2 separate regions of the Homo sapiens genome follow, and region 1 is linked to region 2. Evidence: read pairs that join two places in POLR2A ChIA-PET (ENCODE). Cell type or tissue: PC-9. All regions are shown on one strand. Links, peaks and the distances in the headings refer to the core of each region. The heading gives the core; the rest is flanking DNA.

The links. ChIA-PET counts read pairs that join two places held together with the same protein. Peaks named below come from ENCODE experiments on the same cell type or tissue, not always from the same donor. Only the 100,000 strongest peaks of a DNase experiment are listed, where the experiment ranks them.
Region 1: POLR2A ChIA-PET joins it to region 2 with 9 read pairs; 9 of 35 experiments call an interaction of 5 or more read pairs at or near these places.

Annotation. Positions count from the first base shown.
Region 1 is chr3:32,476,981-32,489,678 of GRCh38, forward strand. It overlaps CMTM6 (CKLF like MARVEL transmembrane domain containing 6), which reads right to left. Exons shown (of 4, transcript NM_017801.3): 3 at 10,958-11,056; 4 at 4,332-7,117. The coding sequence ends at 6,980. Among named protein-coding and RNA genes, the nearest start is that of CMTM6, 20 kb to the right of the region's middle. In PC-9, for the core only: no CTCF peak of the experiment used is centred there; no DNase peak of the experiment used is centred there.
Region 2 is chr3:32,359,721-32,372,418 of GRCh38, forward strand. It overlaps CMTM8 (CKLF like MARVEL transmembrane domain containing 8), which reads left to right. Exons shown (of 4, transcript NM_178868.5): 3 at 8,152-8,268; 4 at 10,164-10,601. The coding sequence ends at 10,247. LOC124909361 (a long non-coding RNA gene) reads left to right here and starts at 11,638. Exons shown (of 2, transcript XR_007095859.1): 1 at 11,638-12,698. In PC-9, for the core only: no CTCF peak of the experiment used is centred there; a DNase peak (open chromatin) is centred at 7,081; H3K27ac peaks cover 1,330 bases.

The DNA.
Region 1 (12,698 bases), core at 2,374-10,373, 120 kb after region 2:
AACTACAAGAAGAAAACGGGAAATGCTTCATGAAATTGGACTGGGCAAGGATTTTTTTAATAAGACCTCAAAAGCACAGGCAATGAAAGCAAAAATAGACAGATGGAATTACATTAAACCAAAAGGCTGTGGCCCAGCAAAGGAAACAATCAATAGAGTGAAGAGACAATCTATAGAATGGGAGAAAAGTATTTGCAAACCATCCATCTGACAAGATGTTAATATCCAGAATATACAAGAAACTCAAACAGCTCAATAGCCTCCCCTGCCAAAAAAAAAACCTAATGCCCAAAACACCTAAATAGACATTTCTCAAAGAAAAGACATACAAATGGCCAACAGATACATGAAAAAAATGTTCAATATCACCATTCATCAGAGAAATGCAAATCAAACCACAATGAACTATGAGCTCATTGGCGACTATTAAAAAGACAAAAAATAGGGCTAGGCGCCAATGGCCCACGCCGGTAATCCCAGCATTTTGGGAGGCCAAGGCAGGTGGATCACAAGGTCAAGAGATCGAGATCATCCTGGCCAACATTGTGAAACCCCATCTCTACTAAAAATACAAAAATTAGCTGGGCGTGGTGGCGCATGCCTGTAGTCCCAGCTACTCGGGAGGCTGAGGCAGGAGAATCACTTGAACCTGGGAGGTGGAGGTTGCAGTGAGCCAAGATCACGCCACTGCACTCCAGCCTGGGCGACAGTGCAAGACTCTGTCTCAAAAAAAAAAAAAAGACCAAAAATATCAAATGTTGGCAAGGATTTAGAGAAAGGGAAACTCTTATGCACTGTGGGTGGAAATGTAAATTAGTACAGCCATTATGAAAAACAGTATGGAGGTTCCTCAAAAATTAAAAACAGAACTACCATATATGATCCAGCAGTCTAATTACTGAGAATACATTCAATGGTGGTGAAATCAGTATGTCAAAGAGCTATCTGCACTCCCATATTTATTGCAGTGCTATTCACAATAGCCAAGATACAAAATCAATCCAAATGTCCATCTACAGATGACTGGATAAAGAAAATGTGGCATGTGTGTACAGAAATACACGATAGAATATTGTTCAATCATAAAACAATGAAATCCTGCTTTTTTTTGCAGCAACATGGATGAACCTGGAGGACATTATGTTAAGTGAAATAAGCCAGGCACAGAAAGACAAACACCACATGATCTCATTCATCTGTGGAATCTAAAAAAGTTGATTTCACAGAATGAGAGAGTAGAATAACGGTTACCAGTGTCTGGGGAGGGTAGTGAGTTTGCAGGAGTGGGGACTGGGAGAGGTTGGCCAATGGATACAAAGTTACAGTTAGGAAGAATAAATTCTGGTGTTCTATTATACAGCAGAGTGACTGTAGAAATGAATAATGTAGGCGGGCCAGTGGTGGCTCACCCTTGTAATTCCAACACTTTGGGAGGATCGCTTGAGCCCAGCAATTCAAGACCAGCTGGGGCAACATGGCAAAACTCGTCTCTACAAAAACTACAAAAATTAGCTACTCGGGGGCACTGAGGTGGGAGGAACGCTTGAACCCAGACGGTCAAGGCTGCACTGTGCTCCAGCCTGGGCGACAAAACAACCCTGTCTCAAACAACAACAATGTAGTGTATATTTCAAGATAGCTAGAAGACTTTGAATGTTATCACTACTAAGAAATAATAAATGTTTAAAGTGATGGATATGACAAACCCTGATTTGATACAATGTACACATATATTGAAACATCATACTGTACTCCATAAATATGTATAATTGTCAATTATAAATAAAAAATTAATTTAAAAAAGGAATATTCTATACTTCCTAAAATGTTTAAAGGTTTACATCTTATATTTAGTACTTGATGCTACTTTGGTTTTGATGTATTGTGTGAATGCCTCACACCATCTAGTTTATTGTTTCAATGGGTGGCCCCTTCTCTGACATACAATGTTGCTTCTGTTTAAGTGGATATATATGTATAGGTCTGTTGCTGGCTTTCTTGGGCTATTTTTTATTACCTATGTTAATAACACAGACTTGATCAAACCTTAATTTCTGATAGTGCAATTTCAAAATTGTTTTATGCTTGGCTTTTTTTTTTTTTTAAGATGGGGTCTCACTGTGTCACCCACTCTGGAGTGCAGTGGCACAATCACAGCTCATTTCAGCCTCACACTCCTGGGAGAAAATGCTGTTAGGATCCTCTAGCGATCCTCCCACTTTAGCCTCCTTAGTGGATTGGACCACAGGTGCAGGCCACTGCGCCTGGCTAATTTCAGATCTGTTCTTTTTCCTCAAGATTGCTTTGGCAATCCAGAGTCTTTTGCACTTCCATATGAATTTTCAGATTATTTTTTCTATTTCTGAGAAATAAAGGTCAACAAACAAGTGAAAAGACAATCAGGTTCACCAGAAACAGGAAGAATACAAAAAAAAAAAAAAAAAGAGGCACCATTTCAGTACCAGACGAGCAAAAATGTTAAGTTGAACTAATATTAAGTGCATTACAAGAGTGGGGAAACCAGCACCTCATTCACTGCTGAGGGAAATATAAACTGGGTCTACCCTTTGGAGATCCATCTGGAAATATTTAGCCATGCTGAAATCATAACGTACCTTCTGACCCACCAGACAATTTAACTTCTAAGTAGTTACCCACCATGTAAATTCTCACATGTGCACAAGAAGAGATGTTCAAATACATTTGTTCCCTGTAATGTTAAGATGGTCAAAAGCTGAAAATGCTGTTAGAATTTTTCTATCAGTAGGAGAATAAGTAAATTGTGACATATCCATACAATGAAATACCAAACAGCATTTAAAATGAATGAACCAGAGTTACAACCTTGAAGCAAATATGGCAAAATGTTATAATCTATTAAAGGTGAGTGAGTGGAGTCTACAACAGGTATTATCCTCTGTGCTTCCAGTACTTGAAATATTTCAGGCCAGGCGCCGTGGCTCATGCCTGTAATCCCAGCACTTTGGGAGGCAAGGCAGGTGGATCACCTGAGGTCAGGAGTTTGAGACCAGCCTGACCAACATGGTGAAACCGCATCTCTACTAAAAACACAAAAAAATTAGCAGGGTTTGGTGGCATGCGCCTGTAATCCCAGCTACTCAGGAGGTTGAAGCAGGAGAATCGCTTGAACCCGGGAGGCAGAGGTTGCAGTGAGCCAAGATGGCGCCACTGCACTCCAGCCTGAAGGATAGAGCAAGACTCTGTCTCCAAAACAAACAAACAAATTCAAAAATTTTAAAAAGTAGCTAAATATAAAAATGTTGGGGAAAAGACAATACTTCTCCCCCCACCCCGTTGTTTTTTTGTTTGTTTGTTTGTTTTTTTGAGATGGAGTTTTGCGCTTGTTTCCCAGGCTGGAGTGCAATGGCATGACCTCGGCTCACTGCAACCTCCGCCTCTGGGGTTTGAGCGATTCTCCTGCCTCAGCCTCCAAAGTAGCTGGGGTTACAGTCATGTGCCACCACACCCAGCTAAATTTTGTATTTTTACTAGAGATGGGGTTTCACCACATTGGCCTGGCTGGTTTCGAACTCCTGACCTTAGCTGATCCGCCTGCCTTGGCCTCCCAAAGTGCTGGGATTACAGGAGTGAGCCACTGCGCCCAGCCTCCCCCTTTATTATATCAATTTCTATGACACACATTACTGTACTTGTAGAAAAATTTGGCCACTGAATTCACCAATGTACCCAGATGTCTTATGAAATAAGTTTTTCTTACTGTTTAAGACACATTTAATTAGATTTTCTGCTTCTTGCAGCTTATTGCATATTGATACAATGCTCTTTATCAAAACAAAACTCAACTCTAAACTCTGAAGAATGTACAAATTCCAGTGAGTTCTTGATGACTATAAAGACCCTGTTATTCTCACACAGGGTGGAGGCAGGAATTTCGCAAACTACACAAATAGCTGTAGTTTTACCAGCACCACCCTAATAATTTTGCTTCACACTTTCCCAATCATTGAACAGTTCCTAAGATAATGTGCCTATTTTGTTTTTAGCATTGTTAGCCACATCTAGAAATGTGACAAGGAGTCTAAATTGCTTCTTTGGAAGTATTTAAAGCCATTTGTAAGTCTTCCTCTGTGGTTCCCTAAAAATGTTGTTTAAATGTGTATTCTAACTTTCCAACAAGAGGGACAGTTTATGGATGGGAAATGGATTTGTTTCTTTTCTATCCTAGATATATCTAAAATCTAGTATTCTATATAGGCACTCAACAAGATTGTGCAGCCAACTCCCACAACTACAGAGACAGCTTTTCATTTAAACATCACACTTCTGTAATAAACACTTACAAAGGTAAGAACGTTTTAATTAAATGGATTTATTTAAAAAGACTATAAAATCTGACATCAAGAGAGATAAAAAAAAAAGACCCATAAGATTTAAATTGACAAATATAAAATGATTGGCTACAATGTAAAAATACATTTCCCAGCCCCCAAACAAAACACAAGTATAGTAATTATAAAATTTTTGTACTGTGAGTTCATTTCTCTTATAATTCTTGAGAACCATTCTAAGCAATCTATTTGTATAAAATATAAAATTTATCATAACTGTTAATTTAAAAATTATTTTAAATTTGAGTTTATTGAATTTGCCATTTTTTTGTACATAACAGTGGTTTCTGGTCCCAAGTTCCCCTTGAACTTATTTACTACAATGGTCTTTTTACTCCTATTTATTTCCTTCTACAATAGAAAAGAAAGGCTAACCATTCATGGGTCCCATAAAAAACAATGTGAAGGAAGGTTCTAAGAGTGACCAAATATACCAGTGAACATACTATCTTTCTGAAAAAGAAAGAATTAAGTGACCAACTAAGAGATCCACTTTTGCACCAATGAAACACATGGAGGTGAAACCTCAGAACAAGCGGAGCTTAAGCTCAATGACAGTATGTTTTATATGACAGGCCAGCTGAGAATGTATCTGTCAATCCTGACTAAGCCCAATACATGGGTGGTGACCCTGAGGTAGCCCAGATGATATGCTCTGAATTTTAGATAGGTCTAAATCACAATGGTACAGTCTGATGTGAAACTTTAGTCTACCTACCATAAACTCGTTTTCTGAATCAGTCCTTATTCATAATTAGACCCAAAACCCAGCTATTTCTCCTCTCTTAGATGACATGCCCAATAAAAACAGCATCCATGATTGGTTTCATTATCTCCCAATTAAGTAGTGGTGACACCACCACTAACACTAGTATCCAAACTCTGATACAAATCCTAAAGGTATTGAGTCAGTAAGACAGAGCAGAAGCTATGTTGGGCCATACTGACCAATTTCTGAGAACCACATTAGCCACATTCATGCAATTAAAACCCATCTAAGACACACAAATGGCAGATGAGAAAAAAAAAAAAGGATGAGGTCATTAAACTTTATCACTGGAAACATGATTCCACTGTTTCAAATAGGAAACCTACCCTGGGAGACTTCCACCAAAGTGCAGAAGGACCTGATGCACGGGCTCATCATCTTAACACTAGAGTCCCAAGTCAAAACTCTAGGAGGAGGATAAGAAAGGTCTAGTCTGTGAATCACCTGGACAGAAAGGTCATATCCCAAGTGCCCTGCCTATCTGTGACAGCTGCTAGCCAACAGACAATTCTGGTTATGAAGTTATCTCTTGAGAATGGCTTGATTCTCTTATGCCACCAACAGTATTAGTCTGGGCAGGGTTCCCTGGATATTTACTTTTTTTTTTTTTTTTTTTTGCCAAAGACAAACTAGAGCAATGCCTATGTAAGAACAAGGACTCTCAAGATCCTGCTACACAGTATTCACAATCAAAAGGGCCCAAGATTCAGGACCACCTAAAGACAACTGACAAAAAGTGTCAGAGCCAGAGGCCAACCTCTGCTAGATGAAGCAGCAGCACATGACTCCATTTCTATCTGATAAGGAGACAGAGAAGAGGCATCTCGAACAGATGAAAAACCAAAGGCTGGTGTCCTAAAAAAAACAGATTGGCTTCAAAGAAAACACTAAGGAAGACCCACAGAGCTGTATTAATTTTAGTAAAAATAATCATATGCCAACAGGGGAATTGAACCACTTTCTAAATCATAGTATGAACTCATCTCTTCAGATACTTGGTAAGTGGTCAAAGCTTGTTTTTATAATTACTTTCACTGTCTTGGGCAAAAAGTCTTTCTTATCTTTGGTCCTTAGGTGTGGTATCAGTTTCTTCCATTTTTTTATGTGTTACAAAACAATCTTTTTTTTACTTGACATCAACAACCAAGGTGCAGTATAAACACGAAGTTGCTGATATTGTTGCTTTTATACACATAAAATACCAACATCTCCCATACATTTTATAGGCTATACGAAGGTCTCAAAGAATTAATAACCGTTATCCAAAAATATTATAACATTTAAGGCTGAGTGAAATACAGTAAAGCCTGGTAATATATGTTAAGGAAAAAAACCTAGACCAACATTTTAAATATTGGTTTCTTAAATATGTTAAATTCCCATTAACAGAACATAATCTAAGCATCAAAACAAACAGCTAAGCAAATTAATTTAAAAATAAAACAATTTCTAAGTAGATGAATATAATCACGATGTTTATACAGCTATAAAGCATAATTTGGAAGCTAAGCCTAGTAAAAGAATGACCTGTAACAGAATGACAGAATCATTTATCAACCGTTGAGCTGTGTGATTTAAAAACAATTGTTTTCTCCTCCTCCCACCAAAATCTCCATTTGAGATAAGTTTCAATTATTATTTAAAAAAAAATTTTTTTTAACTTATCTGGCCTACTTTGTGGTGACTGACACAATATTGATAAAACTGCCTTCTTGACCTTCCCCTTGCTCTCCAAAAGAAGTGGTTTAAACAATTAACAAATTTTACAAGAGCTTCTGCCAGGGCTCAGGCACCACAATGCAGGGTCACTACCTTAGGTAACATCTGCTCCCCAGAGTCTTTAGGCATTAAGTGGCTCAGTGAGGGCTTCAGCCCTAGTGGTATTTTCAGGTTTTCTCAGCTGGGACTCCTGTCGTTTTTCATACAGCATAGTGATAAAGTCAAGTAGGAACATAAAACTTGCTATAAATCCAAACACCTGAGGAAAAAAAGGAGGAAAGGTTATATGAGAATTTTGGAATATAATCTTACATTTCCTACTTGGCTTGGAGAATGTTTCATATAAACAAGATGTTCATGAATTTTATCTTATACACGACTACTCTTTAATGGTAAAAAAAATTTTTTTAAGTCATCAAAAAATGGAAAGAAGTTATAAAAGAAAAACTTCCAGAATAATGGCTATTAGTCAAAGTCTCACAAAATATTAATGTTCTGCCTTATGTGTGCATGTTTATATGTGGAGGGCTAATATATGAAAGTAGGGTTAACAGATAAACATTAAATCCTATAAAATGATACAAAACAAAAATATTTGCATGGTTAGATTGACCCACAGATGCGATAAGGAAAATACGTGACTAGGCAACTCAGCCTAGGTGAAAATGAAAAAAGTTATTAATATCAAAACAGAAATTCCATTTTGAAGATACTATTAGGTTAAATTACTTAAATAATGTTCCAGTTGTCACACTGCAATGACACAGTGACATGACGCCACTACCTACTTCCTCTTCCTTAAATCACTTCCTCAACTGTTCTCTTCTAAAATACGATCATACGTTCTGAGAATTCTATCAAGAGACAGAAGACCATGCGTCTGCTTCAAATTTAGCTTCTCCACTAGCAAAACCCTTAAGGATATGGGGGCCAGATAAGTTCTCTGTAAAAAAGAGAAAATTGATGTAGGTGATGGCTAAAGTCTCTTCCAAATCTAAACTCCCTATCTCCACGATTTTTATTAATAACATTCTCTTACAGTCTGTTGCAGTCTCCTGACCTCTCCTCCCCCCTCTAAAGAATAAGCATTCCACCTCATTTTACCACAAAGTAAACTGAGCTCCAAATTCATTAAGTCCCCCAGATATCCCCAACATATCCAATCTAAATTTAATTATCAACGCCTCCCACCCTCCCATCCCCCGCCACAAAAGCCAAGTCTTTTTCCCTCTGGAATCTTTATTTTTGACTTGATGGCATTTATCCCCTTATTTTCCTGGCAACTTTCTTAAATACATCAAACTCAGACCAAATGTCACCCTTGTTTTTGAAGCTGTCTCTGATCACCACAAGTCATCTTCTAGCTCTTTTGTTCACACACTTCTGAATTAAAAAAAAAAAAAGAACTTCCTCATGCATTTAAGTCTATAAAACTTTTCATAATTTAAATAGTTACAAAAGGTAATTTCCAGCATATTATAAATATCAGCTTTTTAAACTACCTGTCACTATTAAATATATCCAATGAAATATAAATACTGGGACAGTCTAATTAAAATATAAAAATTTTTTTTATAGCTGTAAATTTTTTCCCTGGAACTCAATTTTTCCTCAACTTCATTTCACTTTCCCCACAGAATTTTATAGTAATGTATTTTTATACAAATAAGTAGCCAGAGCTTTTTAAAATTAAAAATGAGTTAAAAAACTCATTATTTTATTGATCACCATCTCATACTCCTCTGCAACAAAAATGTTTCTAAACTGAAATTAACCATAAAGCCCTATTAAAACTTTGATTTTTCTCTTCTATTGGTTCATGTACCCATGAATAAATATTGCTTATTGCTAGAATGAATCAAGATTCAGTGTTAATTTTATTTCTATGTTTTGTTTTTACACATGTAAGTGCTAAGAAACTGTTGTCATATGAATAGATAAATATAGCCATGCAATTCTCTGAACTCCTTTTGAGTTTTCTATCATAAAATGCAGTTTTAATGATGTATTAGCTGACAACTCTATTAATTACAACTTCAATTTTGTTTTTGGTTTTTGAGATGGAGTCTCACTCTGTCACTTACACTGGAGTGCAGTGGCACAATCTTGGCTCACTGCAACCTCCGCCTCCTCGGTTCAAGCGATTTTCCTGCCTCAGCCTCTCGAGTAGCTGGGACTACAGGCGCCTGCCACCATGCCCGGCTAAGTTTTGTATTTTTAGTAGAGACAAGCTTTCACTATATTGGCCAAGCTGGTCTCAAACTTCTGACCTCCTGATCCGCCCGCCTTGGCCTCCCAAAGTGCTGGGATTACAGGCGTTGACCCACCACCCACCACGCCCGGCCTAACTTCAATTTTGTTAAAAACAAAGTATTAATTGGAAACCAGCTGACTTGCAAGATGATTTGTTGTCCAGTTGCTAGTCATTCAAGTTCACAGCACTGCTACCAGTCCAAGGCCATGATCCTTAATTTACAATTCCGAAACCCAAAGAACTACATTAACTCAAGGTTTTCATGATTCACTTGGCTCAAAATTGACACAAAGTAAGCCTATTTACATGGAGTAAGACTACTTAGTCTTTTCTTATCCCTTTTACTATAAATATTCATATGTTTTACTTCAGATATACCAATGTTAGATTACAGGGTACTGTCGCAGGCCCTCAAGTGGTGTTGTGTAATATAGCATATGTACAGCACTACCTTTCTAAAATCCAGAATATTCTGAATCCAAAAGAAAAAAATTCTGGCCCCAAGAATTTCAGAGAAAAATTGGATCTTTATTTTCAACTGTCTCTTTGTTGTACTCAAGGGTTTTTTTGTTTTACAATTCAGGGTAATCCACCATAATAAGTGATATGGCTTGGGTTTGTGTCCCCACCCAATTCTCATGTCAAATTATAATCCCCAATGTTGGGGGTGGAGCCTAGCTGGAAGTGACAGGATCATGGGGCAGACTCCCCCTCTGGCGCTGTTCTTGTAATAGTGAGTTACTGCAAGATCTGCTTGTTTAAAAGTGTGTAGCACCTCCCCACTCTCTCTATTCCTCCTGCTCTGGCCATGTAAGATGTGCCTGCTTCCGCCTCGCCTTCTGCCATGACTGTAAATTTCCTGAGGCCTCCCTTGCTATGCTTCCTATAGAGCTGTCAGAACCATGAGGCAATTAAACCTCTTTTCTTTATAAGTTACCCAGTGTCAGGTATTTCTATATAGCAGGGCAAGAAGGAACTAATCCAGCAAGATTCAGGACAAGCAAGTTTTTTTTCTTTTTGAGGGGCAAGGTAGGTGGCGACTGTGAATGGGAAGGTGGAAAAGTGCCGGTGAGACTCCTTCACCAGAGATAAATTCTCAGACATACAAGTTTTAAAAAAGATTACATATGGAGGTTTAAAAGCTGGAAATTAATTTCCTCAACACTATCTCTGCCTCATACTCCTTGAAAAGTCTGATGAAACTTTAAGGATATGTATAACCCACTGAAAACTGCTGTCTAGACCAACTTTTTTTTCTATTATTTTTTTTTTTCTTCTTATAGAGATGAGGTCTCACTATGTTGCTTGCCCAGGCTGGTCTTGAACTCCTGGCTTCAAGTGATTCTCTCACCTTGGCCTCCCAAAGTGCTGGGATTACAAGCCTGAGCCACGGCACCCAGTCTCAGAACAACTGCTATTGGTTCATTTAACAAACTCCATTACAATTTTACTTTTCCGTCTCCTTTTCTAGACTGAGTCTCTGAATCATTTCTCCCATATATTCTCCATACCTAGAAAACACCTGGCATGTAGGTGTGCATTTATTGAACTGAAAGTGGAGAAATATAAAATAATAAAGTCAATTTTACCACTTCCATTAGCAATAACACACGGTATGTGGAGTAAGTGGATTTTTTTTAAACAAAATTCAGTCAAATTCTATAGGCTCTAGGTTTTAAAGGCTATCATATTGATTTGCTTGTAGGTCTTCTATTCAAAATTACACTAAAAAGTAAGTTATAAGAAAAACAACTCTAACATGCTGTATAACTTGTCAAGTACTCTCCAAATTCCATATTTCTAAGGAAACAAAAATAAGCAATGTTAAAAATACAAGGTACTTACAATTGCAGCAATCTCAGCTGAAGTCCTGTCATGTGTGGAAACAAAAATGATGGATGCCAACAAAAACACACATCCTGTTCCCAAAGTAATATAAAAATCCTATGCATACATACAAAACACAAAAGGAATACAATACAGTTAGATTCATGGAAATGAACTTTTTCATTTTTAACTTTAAAAAGCTCTGGCTACTTACTTGTTTTTCTTGATACAACCCAAACTTACATACCCAAACTTCTAACTTTTCAATAAGCCTGGCATTCAATAAATACCCTGTAAAAAAACAGTATCCACACTGGGCTGGGATTATTGAGAGAACACATTACAAGATAAACTTTTAATAACAACAATCCCCTATGCCAGGAGAGGTGGCATGAGCCTGTAGTCCCAGCTAACTGGGACATTTTTTATTATCCAGTCCAAAAAAAGAAAAAAAAAAAAAAACAGTCCCGGAAAAGATCTCGTGTGTATCTCGTGCAAGTGTTTGTGTGTGTCCTCTTTTTCTCTGGGACATATTAAAATTATCTAAGCCAAAGCATTTATTACAATTCCATCTTACTTCCAGCAAAAAAGCATTTTTCTTTCCTTTCAAAGTATTTTATGGTAGGATGACATCTCTGAGAGCACTCCAATGCTTTGAAAGCACTTTCTAAAAGAAAGAATTTTAAAAACCACCCGTTATTAAATAGAAGTATGCCAATAGTGTGTTTTTTAGACACTGAAGCTTTCTGGAATAACACATTGCCTTCAACTGTTCCAAGTGGGTAATCTACAGTGAGCTTATATGATGAGTTTATCTACTACATAAAAGCTTCCATATCTTATCATAATGCAGCTTACAATCATGAGATGTTTCATGGGTTTCCAAGTGCTCTCTCAGGCATTACCTCACAAGGCTCTCATATGCCAACTGAAAACAGTAATGACATATATACTTGATTCAGAAAGGGAAACTTGGTAAAATGATAGCCACTCCAAAGGGTTTTAAGTCTGATACTTTTTGAGTTTTCTGAACTGCAAACTCCACTAAACCTAATATCAATAAAACTGGCCAGGCACGGTGGCTCACGCCTGTAATCTCAGCACTTTGGGAGGCCGAGACGGGCAGATCACGAGGTCAGGAGTTCGAGACCAGCCTGACCAACATGGTGAAACCCTGTCTCTACTAAAAATACAAAAAAAATTAGCTGGGCGTGGTGGTGGGTGCCTGTAGTCCCAGCTATTCTGGAGGCTGAGGCAAGAGAATCACTTGAACCCAGGAGGCAGAGGTTGCAGTGAGCCAAGGTCACACCACTGCATTCCAGCCTGGGCGACAGAGCGAGACTCCATCTCAAAAAAAAAAAAAAAAAAAATCAATAAAACTATTTAACACAGAATTCCTAAATTGTCAATCATTCACTTAACATTTATATAAAATGTAAGAGGTTTTCTTGCCGGGCACGGTGGTTCACACCTGTAATCCCAGCACTTTGGGAGGCCAAGACAGGTGGATCACCTGAGGTCAGGAGTTCAAGAACACCATGGCCAACATGGTGAAACCCTATCTCTATTAAAAATACAAAAATTAGCTGGGTGTGGTGGCAGGCACCTGTAATCCCAGCTACTTGGGAGGCTGAGGCAGGAGAATCACTTAAACCCAGGAAGCACAAGGTTGCAGTGAGCCGAGATCGTGCCATTGCACTCCAGCCTGGGTGACAAGAACGAAACTCTGTCTCAAAAAAGAAAAAAAAAAAAAGAGGTT
Region 2 (12,698 bases), core at 2,612-10,611:
TAAAAATTTTAAAATATTGCCTTTAATTGGACTTTTAAAAAGAATATTAACAATGCCTTCTTCCGGCACCCCTGGTTTTAAAATGCTTTGATTTGCATTATCAGAATTTATTATCGTAAGGTGTGTCCCCATTTTATAGATAAGGAAACTGAGGTTTGGAGTCTTGTGACTTTGCACAGATTTACACACAGCAGGGGTCCACATCTCTCGAATTCCATCAGCATTTGTTTTCTGATCTCATCCTGCTCCAGGCCCCCTCTGCCTGAGCGGTAGGTAGGAACTACAACCAGACACCAGGAAACCAGGACTCCTAATCCCTTTAGAAGGGTTTAATCATTTATCCCCCTTAAGCAAGGCTGTCAGCCTCCAGGTCAGGGGTTGCACACTCACATATGTGAGGCACCAGTCAGGTTGTACAAGTGAGTAAACTCAGCATGGTATTGAACCTTGCCACCCAGACACACTTTCTTAGCATCTTAAACAACTTGAGAATATTCTTCACTTCACAAATAAATAAGCTGGAAATGTGCTGCCAGGATTGCTAAATTTTCTATTTGTTTTCTAAGGCAATCTAGAAATCTGGGCTTTGGTGTGAACTCTCCCAATTTTAAAATGCTTACAGCCATATTCTTAGAATTCGTTTGCTGCTGGCAGAAGCTACAGGTCAAACATGTCTGACTTCTGGTTGGGGTTTATGTTTACTGTTACAACTAAATACACCTTTGTAACTTCTCAAAGCATTTGTGAGTTGGGTACATGGTGTTAACCAAATATCCAGAGCGGAGACTGGAAAAAGTTTCCGTCTGTTAACAACTAAAGGCTCTGACTAAACTTCCATATTTTCCACTGCCCAGCAGAATCTCTTACAGAACAGCCTGTGGGGGATTCAGATGCCAGCCCAACTGTCGTGTCCCAGCACAAATCAGGAGCATAGCAAGTGTCAGGCTGGGACTTTGTGCTGAGGCAGCTGACAGGCTCCTGCTGCCGAGTTGGACTGCCTAAACTCTTGCTGCTCAAAGTGTGGTCCCTGGACCAGCAGCATCACTGGGAGATTATTAGGAATACAGAATGTTAGGCCCTACTCTAATTCTGATTTGTACTGACTGAATCAGAAATTCTGTAGAGGGCTTCAGAATCTCCATTATGACAAGATTTCCAGATAATTCTTAGGCATCTAAAATGTGGGAAACACTGGTTTAAAAATAGTTATAGATCCATAATCTCTGAGTCAAAACCTTTGGGTCAGATGTGAATTAAGAGTTTGTTTTGTTTCGTTTTGAGATGGAGTTTCACTCTTGTTGCCCAGGCTGGAGTGCAATGGCGCGATCTCAGCTCACTGCAACTTCCACCTCCCGGGTTCAAGCGATTCTCCTGCCTCAGCCTCCCGCGTAGCTGGGATTAAAGGCATGCGCCACCACGCCCAGCTAATTTTATATTTTTAGTAGAGACAGGGTTTCTCCATGTTGGTCAGGCTGGTCTCAAACTCCCCAACTCAGGTGATCCACCCGCCTCGGTCTCCCAAAGTACTGGGATTACAGGTGTGAGCCACGGCGCCCAGCCTAAGAGTTTTTTTTTCTTTCAAATTTTGGAAAGGTAATAAGGTAATTTGGTGCATTTACAACAATATGTGACATGTACCCCTGAGTCTGGGGCTGTACTGTAATGAGACAAATTAATGTTTCTGCAACAACACGTGGATTTTCCTGCTAAGAGGGATAATGAAGACCACATTGCTACCATGTCAGCTCAGGTCAGCTTTTACTACCAAATGACTTTTGAATTTAGTCTTGCTTTTCAGAGCATTTAGGGAATCTAAGATTGTAGAGAAGGGATTGGTAGACTTGGTTTTAGTCCCCTGGGAACTTGTCTGGGAGACCACTGCAGAAACCAGAGTTTTATAATCTTGCGTGTAGTGCCTTCATTGATAAGGCATGAACTTTGCATTGGAATCTTATCTTAACAATAGCTCATCCCCTTAATGTGTCTGGGGAGGTAGAAAGTGACCTATATCCATTTTTAATATGCAGCAGAAACCACAGCTGGTTCCTACTAGCACCTCTGAGCTCCTGGGCTACAACTGTTATGATACCATTTATTCAGGGAGACTTGGATAGGTTTTCCAACAAATCTGATTTAAGCTAAAAGTTCAAAGCAATAAAATTTGCCTTCTTCATAGCACCAAGCACTAGGGTCTACATGCATGTGTTTCCTGAGGATTCGTCCTCTGTAGCTCATCCCTGCTGACCTCACTGCAAGCCTTGTGAGCTCCAGAGAGCAGAGATGTTTGTCTCCTTTTACCGGTTAAAGCAGCTACTATTTTCTTTTCTTTTTTTTTTTGGAGATGGAGTCTTACTTTATTGCCCAGGCTGGAGTATAGTGGTGCAATCTCGGCTCACTACACCCTCCGCCTCCCGGGTTCAAACAATTCTCCTGCTTCAGCCTCCTGAGTATCTGGGATTACAGGCGCTCACCACCACGCCCAGCTAATTTTTGTATTTTTTTAGTAGAGACGGGGTTTCACCGTGTTAGCCAGGCTGGTCTTGAACTCCTGACCTCAGGTAATCTGCCCGTCTTCGTCTCCCAAAGTGCTGGGATTACAGGCGAGAGCCACCGCACCTGGCCGGCAGTTACTATTTCTTAAGTACATACTATGTGCTAGATGTCACACTGGGTCCTTTATATTTTACATCATTTCATTTAATCCTTACAGTAACTCTGCAAAGATAGAATGCATTATTTCCATTTTGCAGATGAAGAAACTGGGGCACTGAGAGGATGCTTGAGAGCCAGGAATGGGAGGCAGGTCTTCTAATACCAACCACAGTTGTGAACCTTGGAGTCTGTTTGGCTCCCAGTATACACAGATATTCCAGTTTCTCTTGCCCTTGGAAGTAGCCATTTCCACTGTGCCATCCTGAGCAGGAAGTGCCAGCCCAGATGTTGGGTCTTGGCAGTCTTTTCAGCATAGCAGTTCTAAAGAGTCCCATTTGTTATTGTAAATCTTCCAAAAGACCCTTCTTCTAATGATGGTGCCAGAACTGAGCACATGACTTATTGGCAGGGGCTGAGAGTCAGAAAATGGGACCTTCCTGTTGCTCTGTCTCCAGCCAGCCTGCCTGAACCTACAGGCCTAAGTCCCTGCTGTCACCTGGTGGGATCATGTTATAACCAGGATCCACTGAGTCTTCCTGTCTCCTCTTAACCAGTCAATCCAAATGCCTTAGCCTGACGGGCACAGTCAATTTCTAAATGACTGCCTCTGGCCTCTAGCTGATACAATCATTAAACAGGAATAAGAAAAGTAAGTTACTGTGTATACTTTATAGTTTACACAACTCTTTAACAATATGGTCTCCTTTGAGATGGGTGAGACTTGTATAGTTTTTCCCATTTTGTAAATTGAGTACAATCAGTTTGATGGTAGGTTTAATCCCTATAAGAGAGGTCCAAAACAACATTGGTTTAAAACTTATTTCTCTCTCCTGTGATAGTCCAGAAGTAAGTCACCTGTTCTATAAGATCACCTGTGCCCCAGGTTCCTCCTTTCTTGTGACTCTGCCATCTTTAACAGTTGGCCTGTGGTCCAAGGTGGCAGCTTCAGCACCTGCCATCACATCTAGATTCCTAGTCAGGGGGAGAGAAGGTAAAAAGTGGGCAGTGGAGGGTACTTCTTCCCTTTAAGGCACAGTGTTGACATTGTATATGTTACATCTGCTCACATTCTGTTAGCCTAAACGTGGTCACCTGACCACATCTCCTTCCAAAGGAGGCTGGAAGGTGGAATCTTTAGGTGGCCATGTGCTCAGCTGGAAACTCCGTTACCATATAATAAGAGAGAAACATAGCAGGAGACAGCCAGCAGCTCTGCCACAGACGAAGCAGCTGAAGAGGTTATTTCCCCAAAGCCACATAGCTGTGAGCGCTGCATTGGCCCATCTCCTGTATCCTGCAGCCCTTCTTCTAGTTGCTTATCATATCTTCCTTCTTTCTTTTTTGGTTGTGGATTCAAAATACAGCTTTTTAGATGAAACCTACATGGAGATTCCCAACAGACCTGATTCAGTGTGTCTGGGGTAGGGCCTGGGAACATGCTTTTCTGACAGATTTCCAGATAGTGCTGATACCACTCCTGCACTTTGAGTAGCACTGAGCTCCTTTACTAGCTGGTTGTAGACAAGGTGGGGAGGGAAAAGGGGATTCTTAGCCAGCATCAGCCTGTACCTTTTCCTCAGCCTTTGCCCAGACCCAATCTCTTCTGTCAAGCATGAGTGTCTCTTCCACCAATGTGTGGTAATAGGGACTAGAGAGCCAGAAAGGCAAGCCGCAGGTGAAGCGGACATCCCTACCACCCTTAAGAAATGGACTCTGGGCCAGGTGCAGTGGCTCATGCCTTGTAATCCCAGCACTTTAGGAGTTCAAGGCAGGAGGATCACTTGAGCCCAGGAGTTCAAGACCAGCCTGGGCAACATAGCAAGACCTGTCTCTACTAAAAATAAAAATTAGGCCGGGTGCGGTGGCTCACGCCTGTAATCCCAGCACTTTGGGAGGCTGAGGCGGGTGGATCATGAAGTCAGGAGATCGAGACCATCTTGGCTAACCCAGTGAAACCCCATCTCTACTAAAAATACAAAAAATTAGCCAGGCGTGGTAGCATGCGCCTGTAGTCCCAGCTACTCAGGAGGCTGAGGCACGAGAATCGCTTGAACCTGAGAGGCAGAGGTTGCAGTGAGCCAAAATCACGCTACTGCAGTCAGCCTGGGTGACAGAGTAAGATTCTGTCTCAAAAGAAAAAAAAAGACAGAAAAGAAATGGACTCTGATGGAAAAGATGTGTACAAGGCTGATTATACTAAGCAGAGGGATATTTAAATAAATGCTAAGAAGAGAGGCAGGTGAAGCTCCAGGGGAGCCATCCTTCCCAAATGTTCACTTAAATTTTCAGCGGTTTGGGTATGCCAGATGGTGAACCTAGGTAGCTATGTCTTTAAACTCTTGAGGACTCTTGAGGATATCAGATGCCTGAAAATCTTGCCTTCTTAGCTGTCTGAATAGATGTAACACTAGGGACAGGAGCTGCTCATTATCCCCCACTATCCATTTTCTTCTGTAGTAATAGAAGTTTCAGTTGAGCCTTGGCCCCTCTGCCACTGGGTGGGCCCTGGGACTGAGTTCCAGCTGAGGGGATGTTCGCAGCAGTGATGTGTGAAGCACCATGGCCCTAAAGTGGGGCTGCTTTTTTTTCTTCTCCCCCTCCTCCCCTTCCTAGCAGCTGGGATTCTGCTGTGGTAGTGGGACACCTCCTGGGCCATGTGGAGAATGGTGAGACCCTGGAGATGGCCAAGTATTGTGGATGGAGCCTGTGTCCCTGTCACCCCGAGGCTGCCAGACCAGCTCTGGCTGCCTAAGCCTTAGATAGGAGTAAACTCTCTTTCCTAAGCCACCGTCTTGGGTCATGTCACCACAGCCAAATTTACTAACTGTATATTATCTCAGGGCTTCTTTCCATTATCTTGAGATCTGAGATTTATCTTAATATGTCCACAAGTACTATGCATAGCTGGGTAAAAATAAGCCGGTATTTGAGAAAAAAAAAAAGAGAGAAAGAGAACATTTTTATACCAAGGAGGGATTGACTTTCAGAAAAGAGTAGACTTCTCTCTCCTCCCTTCCTCCAAAAAAAGAAGTTGGAAACCTTCTGTTTTTGTGTGTGTGTTTTTGGTTGTTCTTTGTTTGTTTTTGTTTTTGAGATGGAGTCTCACTCTGTCACCCAGGCTGGAGTGCAGTGGCGTGATCTCGGCTCACTGCAACCTCCCTCTCCCAGGTTCAAGTGATTCTCAAGCCTCAGCCTCCTGAGTAGCTGGGATTACAGGGCCCATCGCCACATTTGCCTAATTTTTGTATTTTTAGTAGAGATGGGATTTCACCATGTTGGCCAGGCTGGTCTCGAACTCCTGACATCTCAGGTGATCTACTCGCCTCGGCCTCCCAGAGTGTTGGGATTACAGGTGTGAGCCACTGCACCCAGCGGAATTTTTAAATTACTATATTGTCCTTGTAGCTCTCTTTCACTGTGGCCCAGGGAACTGGCATTTCAGTTGGAGGAGCTATAAGATTTTTCAACTTGAATAGTCTCTGATCCAGGGCCTATTTCTCTATAGCAACAAGACCTCATGTTTCTATGAAACTCAGTAACATTCTAGAACCCTCTGAAGCTTCACATATCCCTCCTTCATTTCTGTAGCCCAGATTTCTTTTTTTAACCTTTATGACGATCCTGGTTTCTTTGCTCTTCTCTTTTCTTTCATCTCTCCACTTATTTTCACTACATTTCCTCCAACCCAGGCATTCCCCGGACATGTTTACTTTTGGGAGTGTTAAACAAGACTAGGGAAGTCACAAAGTTAGGCATTGTGAGATAGTGCCTGAGAGAGGCTTGTAATAAACTGGCAGAGCCCCCAGTGTGGGGGGCGCACAGAGGGAGAATGCCCCTGCCTTCTACTCACGTCTCTACCAACCCTCTTCCCCTTCCCCATTTCTTTCCAAGGGAAATAGCAGTTTCTTGTTTCTTTAGAGTTCAGAAAAAATGGGCCATACTTACTGAGAGATGGGATCATTGCATGTTCACAGGTCGTAGACTCAGAGAGTCTTTCTTTCCCCATCTCCTCTCTGGCCCCCTCGTCCACATGGGCTCGTGCACAAGGCCCAGGACGTCAGGGCAGTTCTGGCCAGGCTGAGCTTTCCCTGAATTCTCTTTCATTCATTCTCATTCATTCTTTCCTTGTATAAAGAACTAGACATGCATGAGAGCCCTGAAACCCATCCTCAAAGATGTTCGTTGCAGTAGCATTTGTAATCCTTGAAAAATTAGCAACATTGAAATGCCCATCAATAGGGGAAAAGTTAAATTATGAAGTATTAGTGGCAAGACAAGACTAAATGGCTTGGCAAGTATTAAATTTGCGTGACTCTATATTCTAAGAGGTGATATGGGGAAATAATACCAGTAAGAGCTTTTGTGTTAATGCACAGATGTGTTTCTAGACCAAAAAGTAAACAAAAGAACACAACCGACATTCCTAATGAGTCATTTAGTGAGACCAGGGCTTCTTAGGGGACAGTTTCGGCAGCCTGACCCTGGGTCTGACTGTGATGAAGCCCTTGTCTTAAAGGTTAAGTGCCCTGACCTGAAGACAGTGTGAGCACAGGTGGAGGTGGCGACAGGAACATACAACCTCTGCCACAAGGCCAGGGCCTGCAGTGGGAAAATTCTATGTAGCTTTTTTTTCTCTGAGAAGAAAGAGATTGCTTCCTCCCTTTCCCCTACCCCTTCCTCTGTCTCCAAGTTACTGAGGGAAAGATGTTAGACCACAGAGGGCCCACTCCTGAGAGGCATCCCCCTTCCTCCCCAGTTGGTTTCTGCTCTGGTTTCACCTCACCCCTGCCTCTCCCCTGTGTTCAGGCAGGACCCAGCTTTGCATGGTTTCCTATGCATGGTTCAGAGCATGGTTTCTTAGAGTTTAGACATAACTGAAAACCAAATACCTACCGGGACTTACATATCTTCTCTAAAAATAGGAACAAATAAGGTAAAGCCAAGGGTAACATTAGTTCCCAAAGGGCTGTAACCGCCTTTTTAAGAACTTGCAGCTAGGACAGAGGAGCTCATTTAAATATCCCTCCCTGTTTGGAATGGGGGGTTAGGGAATCAGCTGGGCCTGTTTTGGGGGACACTGTATTGCGCCTCTACGTCAGGGACACATGCAAGGGCTACAGCTGCGGCTGAGGGCCAGGGGCTGAGGCTGAGCCCACCGAGTGGGCGCCACTGCTGCCTGCCATCCTCAGACAGCATCAGCTTGGCTGACATCTGGATGAGATGAGGCTCAGGAGCAAACCGAAGAAGCAAAATGACTGAAGGGGCGGCATGCAGTCTCAGTGTCTCGTGGGGGCAGGGGTTGGCATCTGGTATGAGCTGCCGTAAAACCCTCTCCTCTCGCACTTAGAGCTGCCTTCCCACAGCCTTCTCCCCCACCCTCCCACAGGTGTCCACTTGGGCCCCTCCCCACACCAGAGGTACAGCCCTCATCACTTCTGAAGTCCAGAGGTATGCAGACCCTCCCCTCTCCCTAAACACTCTGCCCCTGTGTCCCCCCAGGGCCTGTGCTTTAACGGCAGTGCCTTCGTCTTGTACCTCTCTGCCGCTGTTGTAGATGCATCTTCCGTCTCCCCTGAGAGGGACAGTCACAACTTCAACAGCTGGGCGGCCTCATCGGTGAGTAGCCCTCCATCCCCACATGATCCTCCTCTTCCCTCTCCAAGGCTTGCTTGGGATTGGGGAAGACAGAGTCATCTGCAGGAAAAAGCAGCGCTTGCAGTAGTGACAAATTAGCAATTGGCTTATTGATTTGAAAATATCTAAAACTGGCAGGGGGCAGAGGGCCCTCCTGGCCCGAAGTGGGAAAAGGCTGGGAGACTGCTTGAGTGAATGCCGAATGACTGGAACAAGATAAGTATTCAAGGGAGAAAAGCTGTTTAAAGCATGCTAAGAATAATTCTACTGCCTATAATTTAGTAAGTGGGGGAAGGTTGCAGAAAATGAACAGAATATAATTCCATTTAGTTTTTTTTAAGTGAAAATATTTGTTTATGCATTGAGAATGCCTAGAAAAATATATACCAGTAGAGGTTCCTTCTAGAGACTGGGATCGGGAAATGAGGGGAGTGAGACAAGAAACTTCTATTTTTTTTTTTTTTTTTTTTTAGAGAAGGGGTCTTGCTCCATCACCCAGGCTGGAGTGCAGTGGCATAATTATAGCTCACTGCAACCTGGAACTCCTCAGCTTGAGCCATCCTCCTACCTCAGCCTCCTGAATAGCTGGGACTAGAATCCTGCACCACCATGCCCAGCTAATGTTTTAACTTTTTTGTAGAGACTAAGTCTCACTATGTTGCACAGGCTGGTCTGGATTTCCTGGGCTCAAGTGAGCTTCCTGCCTTGGCCTCCCAAAGTGCTGGAATTACAGGCATGAGCCACTGCGCCTGACCTTACTTTTTAATTTATATACTTCTGTTTGCATTTTTAAACCATAAGTGTGTATTATTTTTCTAATTAAAAAAAACTGGTATTAAGAATCTCTCTGAGATTGGCCTTAAAATAGCCCATCTCCAAAAGAAGCCTATCGGGGGAAGGAGGGAGGCAGTTAGACAGAAATGCCAAAATGATTATGTCAAAGCTGATTGATGGTACATGGGGGTTCATCATATTCTTTACTTTTATTTCTGTTTGAAGATCTCTATTTAAAAGTAGATTGGTCGGGCACAGTGGCACATGCCTGTAATCCCAGCACTCTGGGAGGCCTAGGTGGGTGGATCACCTGAGGTCAGGAGTTCAAGGCCAGCCTGACCAACATGGTGAAACCCCATCTCTACTAAAAATACAAAAAAAAAATGAGCCGGGGGTGGTGGCGGGCACCTGTAATCCCAGCTACTTGGGATGCTGAGGCAGGAGAATTGCTTGAACCCAGGAGGCAGAGGTTGCAGTGAGCCAAGATCACGCCATTGCACTCCAGCTTGGGCAACAAGAGCGAAACTCCGTCTCGAAAAAACAAAATAAAAGTAGAGCATATGGATGCCGGTGACATTAAAAATCACAAGCTTCGTCAAGACTGGGCTCAAGTTAACACGTAGCAAGAATGGACTAGAACTAGGTGGAGGCTGCCCCATTAATTAAGAAGGGCCTGCATTTTCCTCCTCCCTGTTCACACCTCACATACCATGTGGGCTCATTGCTTACTCTGGCCCACTCGACTCATTTATGTGAACTGACACTGTAGCAATCCGAGATTGTACCCCGGACCTAGATTGCCTGTGCTACATTAGAAATGATACACTTTCCTCAGATGCACTGCCGCCGTATTCACTCCTAAGTGAACTCCCTGAGGTTATTTGAGCAAAACTACAGGCTTTCAGATGTTCTCCGAAATAAAAACAGCATAACCAGAAATCATTTGAGAAGGATAGTAATTGAACCAATAAAGTAGTTTTAGATGGCAAAGCCTGGTATCAAGAAAAGGTAGTGAGTGGGTGATTCAATGGAGGTGAAATGATAACTTTTGCTAATTAGGATGTGCCCTAAACCCCACTTCTATTATGCTTTGTTTTCTCCAGTTCTTTGCCTTCCTGGTCACCATCTGCTACGCTGGAAATACATATTTCAGTTTTATAGCATGGAGATCCAGGACCATACAGTGATTTACCATTTTGATAATTAAAAGGAAAAAAAAAGGAAGACTCTCACTGTAAAAACAGCTGTAGGTATAATGTATATTCCCAGAGAATTGTATTTAACTAATTAATGTTTTTTATATTCTTAAATTTGCTCACAAATTGTGGTTTGTTACAATTAAACTGGATACTTATTTGCAAAGTGTTGTAGCTTATAATGAACTCTTAAGTATCTTATTAATGTATTAATGTCTTCATAGATCATATTTTCTTAGACAATGTTTAAATAGATAAATTGCTAATATTGAGAATGTGTCAAGTTTGTAAACCTAACTTTTAAGATGCCAGATTCTTTTTTGATTAAATGTTGCAAAATCCCAAGTAATGTTGTGTTTGATTGGAGAAAGGAGACCTACCTGTTGAAGCCAGAGGCTAGGCTGTCAAGGCTGGTGGGAGGCTGGGAAGTCTCCCTCTTCACAGGGCTGCATCGTATGATATTGTCAGGTGACACTTATCCATAGTCTTAGGGCAAAGAGGCGGGAGATTCATCTCCCCAATTCTGGGGATCATAGATCAGTGTTCATGATTTTCATATGCTAACAGGTTGCCCCAGAAAGCATCTATTCAGACCTGGCCTTGGACATCAGTGATAAGCTCATGGGAAGTTATGCTACTAAGTGCAGTGACTGACGTGCTTGTGATATTTTTTCTAATATGCATTATAAAAAAATATATAACTATTAAAAGGATAAATATCTGAATATATTGAATATATCTTAAAATTATCTTGCTGGCTGGGCGCCGTGGCTCATGCCTTGTAATCCCAGCACTTTGGGAGGCCGAGGCAGGTGGATCACGAGGTCAGGAGATCGAGACCAGCCTGGCCAACATGGTGAAACCCCGTCTCTACTACAAATACAAAAATTAGCTGGGCGTGGTGGCGGGTGCCTGTAATCCCAGCTACTTGGGAGGCTGAGGCAGGAGAATCACTTGAACCCAGGAGGCAGAGGTTGCAGTGAGCCAAGATCACACCACTGCACTCCAGCCTGCTGACAGAGCAAGACTGTGTCTCAAAAAAAAAAAAAAAAATTGCTGACCACAGTAACATGTGTGCTATCTTTTGTGAAAACTACTGGGCCAGGCCAGGCACAGTGGCTCATGCCTATAATCCCAGCACTTTGGGAGCCTGACTGAGGTGGGCAGATCACTTGAGGCCAGGAGTTCGAGATCAGCTTGGACAAGATGGCAAAACTCCATCTGTACCAAAAATACAAAAAAATAAGCCAGGCATGGTGGTGCACCCCTGTGGTCCCAGCTAATTGGAAGGCTGAGATAGGAGGATCCCTTGGACCTGGGAGGAGGAGGCTGCAGCTAGCCGTGATCATGCCACTGCACTCCAGCTTGAGCAACAGAGTGGGGCCCTGTCTCAAAAAAAAAAAAAAAACTAATAATAAGACACTGCTGGACCAAAAGGTTTCAATATTCCAAATCTCCAGTGCAAAAATATTATAACATCATTATTAGATATTATCAGTTAAGGAGAAGAACTCACATCAGCAAGACAGTATGAACTTAGAGGAAGTGTTTTTAGATAGGACGATTCTTGCTAGTACAGCAGTGTATCTTGGATGATTTTTCAATATGAGCTTTTGAAAAACAAAAAACCACAGAAACGTTAGTGTAGTTGATGAGCGTGAACAAAGCTGAAGCTGTGCGCTCTGTTGATATGACTCCCATGGCCTCTGCCTCTTGATCTCTCACCTGTTTAGCAGTGCTGTTTTTTTCTGTTTGTGCTGGTTCTCTTTTTCTAATTCCATATCCAAGCTCTGATTACCCCTACATAGGAGAGTTGAGATTTCTTCAGTGTCTAGTCATACCCACCCCAGACCTTTGAAAGTACCAATGAAGAATGTTCTGGGGTTGTGGACTAGGCCCGCCCAAAGAGGTAGTGGGGAAGGAAGCTCCAAAAATGAGAGGTGAGTGTAGGGTATGGATGTGTGAGCAGGTGGTGTCGGGGGGCACACAAGGCCACTCTGTGCCCAAAATGTAGCAAGCCATGGAAGGCTGAACTTCCATAACACAGACCTGTAGGCAACTGGTGATGTGATCTTTGGGGAGCTGATTCCCAGTCATCACTGATTTTGCAGAAAAGCTGAAATAACTAGTCACAGTTGGCATGCTCTGCCCTTCCGTCCAGCTCTCCCTCTCACACTCACCAAAGCATGTGCACCTTCCACATACCCTGTGGGTTTTTCAAGTACTTTATGTTGCAAACAACACTCCATAAAAGTCAGAAAAAACAGTAACCTACAGAGGCCTGCTTCTGGAAACAGAAAGAAGCCTGCTTTTATGCTCCACGCAAGCATGTGTGTGTCATTTCTATAATCACGGCCACATTTATAGAACGTAACTTCTGGGGTGAAAAGTGCCGTAAACCACACTCTGAAATGTCCTTCAAGTAGACTGTAATTTTAGTTC